Linked DNA regions of Homo sapiens: region 1 is linked to region 2. A link is an interaction called in ENCODE POLR2A ChIA-PET data of the cell type or tissue named here. Cell type or tissue: HepG2. All regions are shown on one strand.

Evidence for each region. Peaks named below come from ENCODE experiments on the same cell type or tissue, not always from the same donor. Only the 100,000 strongest peaks of a DNase experiment are listed, where the experiment ranks them.
Region 1: POLR2A ChIA-PET joins it to region 2 with 6 read pairs; 1 of 35 experiments calls an interaction of 5 or more read pairs at or near these places.

What each region holds. Positions count from the first base shown.
Region 1 is chr1:246,705,294-246,713,293 of GRCh38, forward strand. No RefSeq gene overlaps it. Among named protein-coding and RNA genes, the nearest start is that of SCCPDH, 15 kb to the right of the region's middle. In HepG2, no CTCF peak of the experiment used is centred here; DNase peaks (open chromatin) are centred at 2,428, 4,718 and 6,508.
Region 2 is chr1:246,579,234-246,587,233 of GRCh38, forward strand. The region is part of intron 1 of CNST (consortin, connexin sorting protein); the gene reads left to right. Among named protein-coding and RNA genes, the nearest start is that of CNST, 17 kb to the left of the region's middle. In HepG2, a CTCF peak has its summit at 3,344; DNase peaks (open chromatin) are centred at 3,388, 3,648 and 4,458; H3K4me3 peaks cover 1,627 bases.

The sequences.
Region 1 (8,000 bases), 130 kb after region 2:
ACCTGACTCGAAGATTTTTTAAAAAATAAATCTCAAAGAGAAAAAGAATGTGGTGTAAAACCATCTTAATGGTAAACTTATTTTCCCTTTCTCTGTTTTTTTCTATAGTGAGGCCGTACTGAAAGAATGTGATGTAAAACCGTCTTAGTGGTAAACTTATTTTCCATCTCTCTGGTTCTTTCTATAGTGAGGCAGTACTGAAAGAATGTAGCAAGTGAGTTGAGCAATTTCAGACATTCAGACAACGCCCAAATATCTTGTGGGAAATCTTTTCTGCCCATAAACATAAGTCAGAATCTATTTTCTGGAAGGCTAAATAACCAATTACTTATTGCTATGATTCATAAGTAAAGAAAGACACTACTTTCCCTCCCCCATTATCAAAACATGATCTAGTAAAAAAGTTTGGAAACTCTATTTGTTCACCAAGATTTTGCTTCCCCAGACCTTTATGTTTGCAATGGCCATAGAAGTAGTTCAGGTTCACGTACTGATATATACAGACAGGCCCAAGCCATACTTCAATAAACGTACCATAGATGTGAAATACAGGATAGAGAGCAAGAGCTTTTGGCACGGTAATCTTAGATGTGGAAATTTACTCTAATACGATTATTAAGAAGGAAAAGTTATATAAGAATATGTATAGTGAGCCAGGCGCGGTGGCTCACGCCTCTAATCCCAGCACTTTGGGAGGCCGAGGCGGGCGGATCACAAGGTCAGGAGATTGAGACCATCCTGGCCAACATGGTGAAACCCCGTCTCTACTAAAATTCAAAAAATTAGCCAGGCATGGTGGCATGCACCTGTAATCCCAGCTACTTGGGAGGCTGAGGCAGGAGAATCGCTTGAACCTGGGAGGCAGAGATTACAGGAGGTTGCAGTGAGCCGAGATCACACCACTGCACTCCAGCCTGGAGACAAAGCAAGAGTCCGTCTTAAAAAAAAAAAAAAGTGACAAATTGGAAAAGGTCTAAATGTACATCTGTAGGGAAGTACTTAAATTATGTCTACCAGTACTATGTGGATTTTTTTCGTTAATTTGAATATAATGTGAAATCAGAAAAAAATGGCCATCAAATAATGTTAAGGATATTTATTAAGTGCACCAAAACATTATATTCTATACCTTAAACATATACAATTTAAAAACGTTAAGGACCCAGCCAGAGCAATTGGCAAGAGAAAGAAATAAAGGGTATCCAAATTGGAAATGAGGAATCAAATGGCCTATTTGCAGACAATATGATCTTTGCAGTTGATCCTTAAACAACGCAGGTTTGAACTTCACAGATCTACTTATACGTAAACTTTCTTCCATCTCCATCTCTGCTGCCCTTGAGACAGCAAGACCAACCCCACCTGTTCCTCCTCAGCCTACTCAGCCTGGTCCCAGGTACTTGGGAGGCTGAGGTGGGAGGATCACTTGAGCTTGGGGACGTGGAGGTTAAAGTGAGCTGAGTTTGCACCACCATTTACAATAGCTACAAAAATAAAAATACCTAGAAATAAATTTAACCAAGGAGGTGAAAGATATCTATCAGGAAAACTTTAACACAGAGATGAAAAAAATTGAAGGAGACACACACACACACACACACACACACACACACACACACACAGGAAAAAAAAGGGAAAGAAATAGAAATAGAAAAAAAAAAGTCACCTAGCAGAGGCTTGCAAAGGTGCAGATTGCCCTCAGGGATTTGGTAGATACCAGTCCTCCTGCCCCTGGCTGCAGTGCAGAATGTACAGGAATGGGGAAGGTCAGGGAGGATTTCATTCCAGGGCTTTAACCTTCCACTTCTCCAGCCTTTCTCCCTCCACCCAAAAAAAGATTGAAAAAGCTAAGAATAAAAGGTAGAACACCAAATTGTATTCACATTATACTTTTAAACATGTATAAACGATGAGCACGTGTGAATAAAGATCAGAAAGACCCAAAAATAATTGTAAATCTTTGGTGGGATTGTGGGCATAAGTCTTTTGATAATTAGAAGTTTTACTATTACTGTTTCCTCCGCCATGCTAAAAATCCACGTGATCAGGAACTATCTTGTTCATCTTTGCAATACCAGGGCCTACTTCAGGCTTGAGATGTTTATTTAAGAAATGAGTGGAGAAATGAATGAATGTATGAATAAGATGTTTTAAAATTAAATAACATTTTTTAAAGGAGATTTTCTTTTCTTTCTTTCTTTTTTTTTTTTTTTTGGAGATGCAATCTCGCTCTGTCACCCAGGCTGGAGTGCAGCGGTGTGATCTTGGCTCACTGCAACCTCCACCTCCCGGGTTCAAGCGATTCTCCTGCCTCAGCCTCCCAAGTAGCTGGGATTACTGTGAGTCCATTGGAAATGCACAATGAATATTGTGTCTGACTGCCCATCCTACCAGGAAACTGATAGTGTGATGTGGTTTCGAGTTTCCTCATAGGCAAGTGTTTCAAAATTTGGTCTTTGTAACACAGGCCCAAAGGTTGATTGAAGAGCTTGCTTTCACTATAGCTTAATAAAATGAATCCTCTACCTCTGGCCAAAATAGCAGTGTCTAAAATGAATTTGCTTCCTAACATAGTAGGCACTGAGTGTCACACAAGGTTAATTTGTGTGTGTGTGTTTCAAAACTATCATGCTCGTTGAAAATTAAACACAGCAGCATAAAAACATCAATACAATACTCTGTGGATGGGTGCTGGCCTCCCTTGGGCATTGGCAGGAAGGTTCACATTGTTTGGTGAAGACAGTCTTTTGAGAAATTTCTGGTAAATTTTTGTGCATATTGGAAGATTAAATTAAATTTTGCTTCATAGGATCCTGTCCTTACATTTTTTTAAAATTTAGAAAGAGCTAAATTGGGAAAGATGATCATGATTCTTCAGGTCATTATTTGAAGATGGTATTGCTTGACCAAATTATACCACTTATATCATGATGTACACTAATTTCACAAGTGAATATTATTACTGCTTAAATATATGTGTGCTTTGCTAGATTTTTATAAAACAGACTCTTGTTATCAGGCCTTATTATCTTTTTACCCACAAGGAAGCCAAGAAACCAGAGTTGAGTAACTTGGCTGTACCAAAATGAATCATTGATGGGGGGAATCAGGAAGATAGATTCCCTACTCTATTAAATCAATTTTTAATTTTTTAGAGATTTTTGGGAGGGAGCGGTGACTCAAGCCTGAAATCCCAGCACTTTGAGAGGCCGAGGCGGGCGGATCACTTGAGGTCAGGCATTCGAGACCAGCCTGGCCAACGTGGTGAAACCCCATCTCTACTAAAAATACAAAACTTAGCCGTGCGTCGTGGTGTGCACCTGTAATCCCAGCTACTTGGGAGGCCAAGACATGAGAATTGCTTGAACCTGGGAGGCAGAGGTTGCAGTGAGCTGAGATTGCACTACTGCACTCCAGCCTGGGCACCAGAGCGAGACTCCATCCCAAAAAATAAAAATAAAAAATAAAAGAGATTTTTGCAAGCTTCTGGTTTCCACAAAGTCCTTGATTTCTCTCTTTCCTCCTCCCTCCCTCCCTCCTTCCCTGCTTCCCTCCTTCTCTCCTTCCTTCCTTCCTTCCTTCCTGTAGTTTGCTGATAAGTATTTAACAATCCACTCTCTGGGGGGATAAACATGATTTGTAGAGTGTGTCAGAGCCCCTGGTGTAAATCCAGCCATGGCTGTAAACCATGTCTGATTTCCAACGGTGCTGAAAATTTAACAGTTGGCTTTCATAAAGGTGGTATGAGTGATTTTTACTTCACCATTGGATGCCTCCCTTATTAAAAATAAAAACATTAAAAATAATAAAGCCCTAGGCTTCTGAGGATTTGCACAAAGAACTTTTAATGACAAATAGATTTTTAGTTTAATAGTAGAAAAAAGGAAAAAATGATACCTAGAAGGGAAAAAAAGGAAAAAAATAGAAGTAGCTGCTTAATTGACAATAAAAGCACTTAGTTTCTGCTGCATACCTAAAAGGTCAGCCTGGACTAACTCCTTTTCGCTGTGCCATTCCAGCATGATGCGCAGAGCTTGGTAGAAGGACCAGGTATTGGGAGGTAGGCCTGTGTTGTACTATTGTGCAACTTTCAGTATGCTGAGACAAAAACATGTTCTAAAATGGGGCAGCTGGCCAAGCATGGTGGCTCACACCTGTAATCCCAGCAGTTTGGGAGGCTGAGGTAGGCATATCATTTGGGGCCAAGAGGTCGAGACCAGCCTGGGCAACATAGTGAGGCCTCGTCTCTACAAATAATTTGAAATTTAACCAGGCATGATGGTGTGCACCTGAGGTTTCAGCTACTCGGGAGGCAGAGGTGGAGGATCACTTGAGCCCTGATGTTGAGGCTGCAGTGAGCTGTGACAGTGCCACTGCACTCCAGCTTGGGTGACAGAGTGAGACTCTGTCTCAAAAAATAATGGTAATAATAAAATAAAATGTGGCAGTACATGATGGAATTTCTGAATTGGATTAGCTACTTTCCTTGCTTTTTGTTTCTTTCTCTTATCTACTAGAGATCAGCAAATAATTCAGGTAATCAAAAGTTGCAAAAAAAAAAAAAAACCATGATTTTTCATAGATGACTCCCCATGACTTCTTCCCTTCACATTTAGCCACAGCTGCCATACCACTTCCTAAGTGTGGCAAGTTCAGCTTCCTTCTCACTTTCAGCTTCAAATGGACTTTTGGACTACCTGGGCGTTCCTTTATTTGTCTCTTTCTGATTTCCTATGTCAAAGATAAACAAGGTGGAAGGACAGATTTTAATCAGTAATATACTATTGCAAAGTGAAAACGAGTCTAGCATGAGCTGAACTCAACTTCTGAACCCAGTCAGAGGTGACTAGGCATTTTAAAGGGAGGATGAGGGAAGAGGGAAGGGTAAGTGAGGGCTCAGGAGAGTCAGGGAAATGAAAAATTACAAAAAGTAGAAGGGGGGTGGTAAATTAGTCCATTCTGTGTTGCTATAAAGGAATACCTGAGACCAGGTAATTTATCAAGAAAAGAGGTTTATTTGACTCATGGTTGATGAGGACCTCGGGAAGTTTACCCTCATGGTAGAAGGTGAAGAGGGGGCAGGCATGTCACATGGCGGGAAGCTTACCATCATGGTGGAAGGCAAAGAGGGAGCAGGCACATCACATGGTGAGAGTGGGGGCAAGAGAGAGAGGAGGCAATACTTGGCTGTCTTAAACAAGTAGCTCCCACATGAACTAATAGAGTGAGAGCTCACTTATTACTATGGGGATGTCACCAGGCCATTCGTGAAGGATCCACTTCCATGACCCAACTGAGAGGTGAAGCCAGCTGGGCTTCTGTGTCAGGCGGGGACCTGGAGAACTTTTCTGTCTAGCTAAAGGATTGTAAACGCACCAATCAGTGCTCTGTGTCTAGCTAAAGGTTTATAAACACACCAATCAGCACTCTGTAAAAACTCACCAATCAGCGCTCTGTGTCTAGCTAAAGGTTTGTAAACGCACCAATCAGCACTCTGTAAAAATGGACCAATCAGCACTCTGTAAAATGGACCAATTGGCACTCTGTAAAATGGACCAATCAGCAGGATGTGGGCAAGGCCAAATAAGGGAATAAAAGCTGGCCACCCAACCCAGCAGAGGCAACCCACTCGGGTCCCCTTCCATGGTGTGGAAGCTTTGTTCTTTTGCTCTTCACAATAAATCTTGCTGCTGCTCACTCTTTGGGTCTGCACTACCTTTATGAGCTGTAACACTCACTGTGAAGGTCTGCAGCTTCACTCCTGAAGTCAGTGAGACCACAGACCCACTGGGAGGAACAAACAACTCTGGACGCACCACCTTTATGAGCTGTAACACTCACCGTGAAGGTCTGCAGCTTCACTGCTGAAGTCCGCAAGACCACGAGCCTACCGGAAGGAACAAACAATTCTGGACACGCCATCTTTAAGAGCTGTAACACTCACTGCAAAGGTCTGTGACTTCACTCCTGAAGTCAGCAAGACCATGAACCCACCAGAAGGAAGAAATTCTGGACACATCTGAACATCTGAAGGAAGAAACTCTGGACACATCATCCTTAAGAACTGTAACACTCACTGCAAGGGTCCGTGGCTTCATTCTTGAAGTCAGCAAGACCAAGAACCCACTGGAAGGAACCAATTCCGGACACACAACCACCTCCCACTAGGCCCCACCTCCAACACTGGGGATCACATTTCAACATGAGATTTGGAGGGGACAGGCATTCAAACTATACTGGGGGACTTGATCAACGTGAAACTTCTCTGGGTTTGCTAACCAACTGGTGCTTTTGGAAGCTAGGCACCTAGCCCCCCAAGGAGGCTGGGCGACAGGGGCCCTGTCTTCAGGTGCTGGCTAGAACAAGCAACAAATTATTGGGGCAGCCTTGAGCTTTCTCTCAGGCAGCTACGTGAAGAGTGTGGGTAGGATCATGCTGGGGGAGGGGAGTTGAGCTGTTAGAAACTGTGTTACTGTTTGTTCAAGTCTTTACAGGCCAAGGATGAGACTCGTGCATAACCAGGCTCAGAGGAGCCTGACTAGAGTTTGGTCATGGAGATGATCTTTGTCACCTGGCTAGAGTTTGGTCATGGAGAGGATCTTTGTCACCTGGCTAGAGTTTGGTCAATGAGAGGATCTTTGTCACCTGGCTAGAGTTTGGTAGAGGAAAGGATCTTTGTCACCTCACTAGAGTTTGGTCAATGAGAGGATCTTTGTCACCTGGCTAGAGTTTGGTCAATGAGAGGATCTTTGTCACCTGGCTAGAGTTTGGTCGAGGAGAGGATCTTTGTCACCTGTCTAGAGTTTGGTCGAGGAGAGGATCTTTGTCACCTGGCTAGAGTTTGGTCAAGGAAAGGATCTTTGTCACCTGGCTAGAGTTTGGTAGAGGAGAGGATCTTTGTCACCTGTCTAGAGTTTGGTCAAGGAGAGGATCTTTGTCACCTGGCTAGAGCTTGGTCAAGGAGAGTGAGAGGTGAAGCTGGCTGGGCTTCTGGGTCGGGTGGGGACTTGGAGAAATTTTCTGTCTAGCTAAAGGATTGTAAATGCACTAATCAGTGTTCTGTGTCTAGCTAAAGGTTTGTAAACACCCCAATCAGCACTCTGTGTCTAGCTAATTGGGTGGGGACTTGGAGAACTTTTCTGTCTAGCTAAAGGATTGTAAATGCACCAATCAGTGCTCTGTGTCTAGCTAAAGGTTTCTAAACACACCAATCAGCACTCTGTAAAAATGCACCAATCAGCACTCTGTGTCTAGCGAAATGTTTGTAAACGCACCAATCAGCACTCTGTAAAAATGGACCAATCAGCACTGTAAAATGGACCAATCAGCACTCTGTAAAATGGACCAATCAGCAGGATGTGGGTGGAGCAAAAGAAAGAAATAAAAGCTGGCCACCCTAGCCAGCAGGGGCAACCCCCTCGGGCACCCTGCCATTCTTTTGCTCTTCGCAATAAATCTTGCTGCTGCTCAATCTTTGGGTCCACACTACCTTTATGAGCTGTAACACTCACCGTGAAGGTCTGCAGCTTCACTCCTGAAGCCAGCTGAGATCACGAACCCACCAGGAGGAAAGAACAACTTCAGATGCACCACCTTTAAGAGCTGTAACACTCACTGTGAAGGTCTGTGGCTTCACTCCTGAAGTCAGTGAGACCACGAACACACCAGAAGGAAGAAACTCTGGACACATCTGAACATCTGAAGGAACAAACTCTGGACAGACCATCTTTAAGAACTTTACCACTCACTGCAAGTGTCCGCGGCTTCATTCTTGAAGTCAGCAAGACCAAGAACCCACCAGAAGGAACCAATTCCAGACAAAGAAGATCTTTGTCACCTGGCTAGAGCTTGGTCCAGGAGAGGATCTTTGTCACCTGCCTAGAGCTTGGTTGAGGAGAGGATCTTTGTCACCTGGCTAGAGCTTGGTCGAGGAGAGGATCTTTGTCACCTGGCTAGAGCTTGGTCGAGGAGAGGATCTTTGTCACCTGGCTAGAGCTTGG
Region 2 (8,000 bases):
GAGTGTCCATTTATCATCCTGTGACTTTGCAGATCCCTGGTCAGCTTTTTCTCTTTCCTGTTTCTGTTAAGTATGTATTCATTCTGCCTTGTTGCCCATTAGGTTCTGCATGTGTGCTTTTCACTACCTTATTATAAGCTCTTCCTCCCAAGGAGCAATGCTGTTTCAGTGATGACAACAAATGTGATTATTGAACTCTTAGTGCTATGCATCTTGCTATCACTAGAAAATTCATGATTCACAAATAGCCAGTAGCTGGGCTAGGTGGCTCACACCTGTAATCCCAACACTTTGGGAGGCCAAAACAGGAGGATCACTTGAGCCCAGGAGTTCAAGACCAGCCCAGGAAACATGGTAAAACTCCATCTCTTCTAAAAATGCAAAAATGGTGGGCACCTGTAATTCCAGCTACTTGGGAGGCTGAGGCAGGAGAATCACTAGAACCTGGGAGGCGGAGGTTGCAGTGAGCCAAGATTGCCCCACTGCACTCCAGCCTGGGCGACAGAGTGAGACTCTGTCTCAAATAAATAAAAATAAAAATCACACAGAGTCCTCAGCAGAGTAAATAAAACAAAATTTCTAGCGGTTGACATCTGGAGACTATTTACAAGGATGTTCTTAATTTATCTTTATGGATGACTTTAGCAGTTTCCCATAAATTGTCTCATTTTATTCTTACAGCAAAGAAACAAAGGCTTATAGAGTTGAACTAATTTGACTAAGATTTCACAGCTGGCGAGTATCAGAAAACTGTATTTGCACTGAGAAGGGAATGACTCCAAAATTAGAGCTTCCTTTCTTACTGCTCTGTCTTATCTCTAGTCTTAGTTCTTGTTTTGAAAGGGAACTTCTGGTACTTACGAATGACGGGGCTTATCTTCTTGAAAGTGGTAATAAACTGTACTAAATTTCTAAGGTTAAAAAATTAAGATGTAACATTACCAGTTTTCTCTTTTATTGATGGTTTCCTTAGATTTTTTTTAAATAAATAATCTCTTGTACCTTTTTTTGAGAACTGTATGTAGATTTCATTCTGGACATATAAATATTAAGGGTTAGGTAGCATTTAAAGTATTTGTGGTCAGAAATTAAATGAATGCATGAAATACTGTACTCTTTTGAGTAAATTCTAAAAATAATCCCTAATCATTTCATTACAGACAGTTGGACATTATTTTGCCATTTACCAATATACTTTTTTTTTAATATACCTTAAAGACCAGAGAGAAAGGTAAGAACAGTTATGAAATTGCACTTCTCTGATTAGAAGACTTATTCAGGAGGACTGGAAGCAGAATTTTCAGACGTTTCTTTCTAAATGGATTCTATTAACTTCCACAGTACTTTGTTCATAGCAGACCTTCAAATATTTGGTTGGCTTCATGCAAAAAGGAGGTATCTCTTTACTCCCTTCTGTATTGCTGATGCTAATTGAATTATCTTTTAAAGATTCAGCATATTTTACGGGGATTTAATTTTGAGAACATTGGTGTCTTTCTGAAGGTTTCTTTTTTTTTCTTTTTTTTTGAGACAGTCTCACTCTGTTGCCCAGGCTAGAGTGCAGTATCATGATCTTAGCTCACTGCAACCTCTGCCCCCAGGGTTCAAGCGATTGCCCCGCCTCAGCTTCCTGAGTAACTGGGATTACAGGCGCGCGCCACCACACCCGGCTAATTTTTGTATTTTCAGTAGACGGGATTTCACCATGTTGGCCAGGCTGGTCTTGAGCTCCTGACCTCAAGTGATCCCCCCACCTTGGCTTCCCAAAGTGCTGGGATTACAGGCATGCGCCACCACGCCCAGCCTGAAGGTTTCTTTATAGCATGTAAAAAAAATGTAATTCATCGAAATATCCACTCACATCCTGATACTTCCTTGAGTAATAATCTTCTGTCTTTAGTTGCTATTTCTGTCCTGTATTTTCATTGCAATTGTATGCTTTTCTTCTTTAACCATTCCCATACATGGATATGGTAACAGCCACATTGGATGAAACTTCATCAGTGTCTCCATGCTGTATTTTTTCTACCCATACCAATCTTTTTTTTTGAGACGGAGTTTTGCTTTTGTTGCCCAGGCTGGAGTGCAATGGCGCAATCTTGGCTCACTGCAACCTGTCTCCCGGGTTCAAGCAATTCTCCTGCCTCAGCCTCCCGAGTAGCTGGAATTACAGGCATGCGCCTCCACGCCTGGCTGATTTTGTATTTTTAGTAGAGACAGGGTTTCTCCATGTTGGTCAGGCTGGTCCCGAACTCCTGAGCTCGGGTGATCCGCCCACCTTGGCCTCCCAAAGTGCTGGGATTCCAGGCGTGAGCCATCACACCCGGCCCATCCCAATCTTTTAGAAACGTAGTCTGGGTCCTTGTAAAGCACATGGTTGCTTAAAAACATTCCATTACAGCTGCAAACTCCTAATGTGTTCTAGAGGACATTGCATTTTACATTTTCCATTTCTTATAAACTTTTACAAAAGCAATATAAGTAAATAGCTGATAAAGTGTTCTTTGTGGCTTTGAAGAAACGTTAGTAGCTTAGGAGATGCCCTTTACCAGCAGCCCGTTAGTACTTGGTTTATATTATTTTTTATTCATATGTCTGAGCTGGATTCTGTAGGGAGAAATGAAAAATGTTTTATAGGCAAAATTTTATGAGATGTCTGCTAATATCATAGGCAAAAGTATTTTTGCAATATGTATTATATCTAATTAATTTAATGGTATCCAGTATAATATAATATCCTTTAACTGGGGTTTTTTTAAATAGAAGTGTCTTTTCATTACAGCTTAAAAGATGGTTGTAAACTTTCATATAAGTCAAGTACGCAGTTGTTAATAACCTTATATGTATGTACTCCTTATATTTAGCAAGATGAAATTTTTCAGATCCATATGCTAAGAGTTATCAGATTTACTGGCCCTTCACACAAATCAAAAAACGAAGTTAAACACGACTTTGCTGTTGCTGTTTTTCTTTCCTCTGCCTTCTCCCACTGTATTCTATCTCTCACCATCTGTTACTGACAGTTATCAGCATAGAGTGACCTGTACCTGGAGGTGGGTTCATAACTGTCTTTTACCTTCCACATCTACTCAGTCCTGCAAACTGTGAACTCCACCTCCATGCTTTTTTTTTTTTTTGAGGTGGAGTCCCTGTCTCCCAGCCTGGAGTGCAGTGGTGTGATCCCGGCTCCCTGCAACCTCCGCCTCCCAGGTTCAAGTGATTTTCCTGCCTCAGCCTCCCTAGTAGCTGGAATTACAGGCACGAGCCACTGAGCCTGGCCGGGCTTACGTTTTGTATCCTTCTCCCCTTTACCCCCTAGTAATTGGTTCATGGCCCACTAGGGGAAGAAAAGATGGTCTTTCACAACAGATAGTCTGAAAAGCGCTGGTCTCAATTCCTGTACTGGGCTCTGGCCCCGCCTCCGTTTATCAGGCTCGTCACTACTTTACTTCAGCACTCTTATTCCAAAGTCTAACTATTCGCTGTTCATTCTGTACTTCCTCACCTTTTTATTTGGTCCTGTTTATTTCTTCTCTTGAGATTACCTCTCCATGCACCTCAGGTACGAGTAGAATGGAGGGAACACACCATCTCAGAGCTGGGTTACAATGTCCTCTTGTCCAGTGTTATCTGCTATATCAACATTTCCTCCAGACCGTGGCTGAAGATGAACAAGGCAGCTCAGCAGATTGAAGGTGCCTGGGGCCAGCACTCATTCGCCCTGTCTGAGAAACGCAGGGACCTCCCTGACCCTGTTGTCCGCCCGTTAGCGTGATGAGCAGCTGTGGATTTCATCTGTGTTTCTTGGGCAGGGGGGCCTGTAGGTATAGAAATGGATACTACCAATTGGATTGGCTGATTTAATACCTCATGAATATCAGTACCTTCATGAGTATTTTGTGTCTCCTCTGGTCTTGTGAATATTTGGTGGTTATGAGTGCTTTCATTCCTTCCTGTGTTTACCATACAGATGCCCTGTTTACTTTCTCTGTGTCTAACTTCTCACGCTGTTTGCTCTGCACTTATTTTCATCTCTTTTATTTGTATCTTTGATTTTCTGTAATGGAATTGGATATTCTCAAATATTCACGCATTACACCTTTCCACAGTAAAAGTAACCTTCATTCCTCTGACTCTCAAAGAAATTGCCTGTCATTGATCACATTCTTCTTTGTAGCAAAGTTTTTTTGAGAGAAGAGGAATGTTAGGGCAGGGTTTATAGACATAGCGTATAATTCATTACCTGCTAGAGTATCAGCTCTTGTATTTTTATTAGCTACTTTTAGAATATATAGTCCTCAGGGCATGTTGTGTCTCATCTGTCTCTCTCTTGCCTCATTGTATTTAGTATGTGGATCTTGTTTGTTGTAGACACTCAAAATTGATTACCCTGAAGGCTGGTGAAGTTTAGTTAAAGCTCTGAGGTCAGAGTTCAGTCTCATGTGGAGACTTATTTGCTTTGTTTCATGTCCTCATAGTAACCTTGAATGCTGGCCAAGTGGCTTTTGGTTACAAAGAGCACTGGGTAAGACAAAGAATTAGCACTTGTATTGCATAAGCAGTTTAAAACCAGTGTTCCTCTGAATGTGGGGCAGGAGCATCGTGTTCCCATTCAAAGGGCAACATTATATCATAATTTTTCAAGATAAGAAAAAGTAGACAATGAGGATGGCAGAAGAAAATATATGTGAATTTGCCTGTAACTGTACTTTTTTTTTCTTTTTAAGAGGCAAGGTCTTGCTGTGTTTCCCAGGCTGGAGTGAAGGGATGGTCATAGCTCACTGCTGCCTTGAACTGCTGGGCTTTAAGCAGTCCTCCTGCCGCAGCTTCCTGAGTAGCTAGAACCACAGGCACACGCCACCAAGCTCACCTAATATTTTAGAGTGTCTGTAGAGATGGGGTCTCGCTTCAAGACCCAGGCTGGTCTTAAATCCCTGGTCTCAAGCGATCCTCGCAGAGTGCTGAGCCACCATGCCCAGCCACATATGTTGGCTTTCTTGTATAGGTATAAGAATTCAGTGATGTATCTATGTTAGAAGAATCCGAAATCGCTAAGAAATATGAAATTTCAAATTCACTTATATAAGTCAACATTTTAAGAATTAATTTTCTTTAAGTGAAGTAAACCAGGGGCAAGAGTTTCAAAAAATGCATTCAGATGTCCACATAAAGTGGGAAGAATGGCGGTGCAGTCAAGAATAAAGAGGGAGCACAAATGAAAATTGGTGTCGAGATAGACTGAAGAAACCTGGTCTTTCCATTATGATGAAAAAAATTCCAGCGTAGGTATCAGTCTTATTGATACTTTGTACTCAAGTAGAAGATTAAGGTACAGGATTCTTTTAGCCAGATTGTGGATGATCTGCATGATGAGATTGATTTGAAGACAGTGTATGAAACCAAGTCGAATGGAGACGGAGTGTGTAGTGGAACTCATCTCAGTAGACCGTCCCGGCAGCCCTGCAGTCCTCCACAGCTGCCAGGACAGTTACTGTTCAGTTTCCCACACTGGCTATTTTAAACCTTCTATATGCTCCCCAACTCCTTGCTCCCAACATACCACTCCCTCCCTGCCTCCGGTATATGGATCTCCTATGAGTCTGTTTCTGCTGTTTTTTTCCCCCAGTTTTCTTTTTTAAATCAAGACGTGATCTCTTGTATGCCTGGTTGTTTTGGATTATATACTGAATATTACATATGAAAAGTTGTGGAAATAGTTTCAGCCTTTGCTGGATTTATCTTGCAGAGAGGATTGACTTTAGTTTCTGGCAGGCAACAGGTTAGAACAGACCACCTTAATTCAACCAGAGATTAGATGATTGATTCTGCTGGGCCTTAGTCCCTGTGAGCACTGATCTATTTCAGGCTTGCCTTTTCTTCTGGGGAGTATCACTTTTAGGTCCCACCGCAAGGCCTGTGGTCCCCTCTTCTTGGAAGACCTCGAACTCTGGTTTTTCGTCCAGCTCTGTGAGCCTGCTCAACACTCTGCTCAGCTTTTCCGGCTTCCAAACTGAAGCTTTCTGCCAGCTTTTCTAGTGATCAGCAGGAGGGGTTTGTCTGAAATGAGCCAGTCTGCCCTTGCCAGAAGTACAAGCTTTCTTATGTTTGTTTTTGCACATGTTTAAAATGACAGAGCCAGGTGCTGGCTCACATCTGTAATCCCAGCACTTTGGGAGGCCGAGGCGGGCAAATCACTTGAGGTCAGGAGTTCGAGATCAGCCTGTCCAACATGGCGAAACCCTGCATGTACTAAAAATACAAAAATTAGCCAGGCGTAGTGGTGCATGCCTGTAATCCCAGCTACTCAGGTGGCTGAGGCGGCAGAATCACTTGAATCGGGAGGCAGAGGTTGCAGTGAGCCAAGATCACACCACTGCCTTCCAGCCTGGGCAACAGAGACTCTGTCTCAAAAAAAAAAAAAAAAAAAAAATATACACACACACACACACACACACACACACACACACACACACACACACTATATATGTATACAGCATAAGTGCATATGATTTATGAACAGATATACCTACAGTGGGTATACTCAACGATCAGTTTCTTTGCCTACGCTGGGCGTGGTGGCATACATCTGTAATCCTGGCACTTTGGGAGGCTGAGGTGGCAGGATCACTTGAGGCCAAGAGTTTGAGACCAGCCTGGGCAACATAGTGAGACTCTGTTTCTACAAAAAATTTAAAAATTAGCTGGATGTGATGGCACGCACCTGTAGTCCCAGCTATTTGGGAGGCTAAGGTGGGAGGATTGCTTGAGCCCAGGAGTTCAAGGCTGCAATGAGCTATGACCTTGCCACTGCACTCCAGCCTGGGGGACAAAGTGAGACCATGTCTTGGGGGAGAGGGGGAGATATATATATATATATATGTGTGTGTGTGTGTGTGTGTGTGTGTGTGTATATATTACTGATAGTATGCTTATAAGCAAAGATATATGGTATATCTTTGATATGTATCTTTATTATATAGTATATATAATATATACCTTTTATTATATCTGATATATATTATATATAAAGCTATATATCTTTGATATATTTCTATATATAAGATACATATACAAGCTCTATCTTATGTATCATCTATATCAACTTTATATGAGATAAATAAGATACATAGATATATAAAAGATCTATATCAAAGATATATCAAATATATAACATATCTTTTATATATATCTATATATGATATATATGCAAGCTATATCTTATGTATCTCATATATATCTTAGCTATATCTGAGATATATAAATAATATATAAATATATAAATATAAGTACACCACCAAAGTTTGGAGACTCTTGCATGTTAGTCCCTCTTTTTTAACGTGATGTTGGTTCAGTAAGTATCTGTGGCCTGCCTGGTAAAAATTTTTCTAAATGCACAAAGATGAATGTCAGAGATCTTACGATAATTTCTAATGGGGCGGTTATATAGCCCAACATATAAACCTGAAGAAATGGACTCATAACATTAAAGGAATGCAGCAAATAAAGAGTCTTATTGGTGGGTTTTATTTGCTGTGTAACCTATTTTTCTACATTGTACATATTTGGAAAACATCTCAAGATATTGGAAATTGTTCATTTTGTGGCCTCCTTAAAGTAGCAATTTGGTATTTACAACATATACACCTGAAAACAGCTGGTTTTTAAAAGTAATTTAAAAATGATTATAGTGGTTAAGGATACAGGCTCTGGAATCAGATTCTAAATTGAATCCTGGCTTTGCCACATAATAGCAGCGTGACTGAGGCCTATGCGTTTAATCTTTCTATTGCTGTTTACTTCTATAAAAAATGGAAATAATTTTAGAACTACTTTATAGGACTTATAAGGATTAAATTATATATATGTAATAAACTTAAAACACTGATACTTAGTAAATCTTCAATAACTGTTAAAGAGATGGAGTCTTGCTATGTTGCGCAGGCCGGTCTGGTACTCCCAGGCTGAAGCAAGCTTCTCACCTCAGCCTCTTGAGTAGCTGA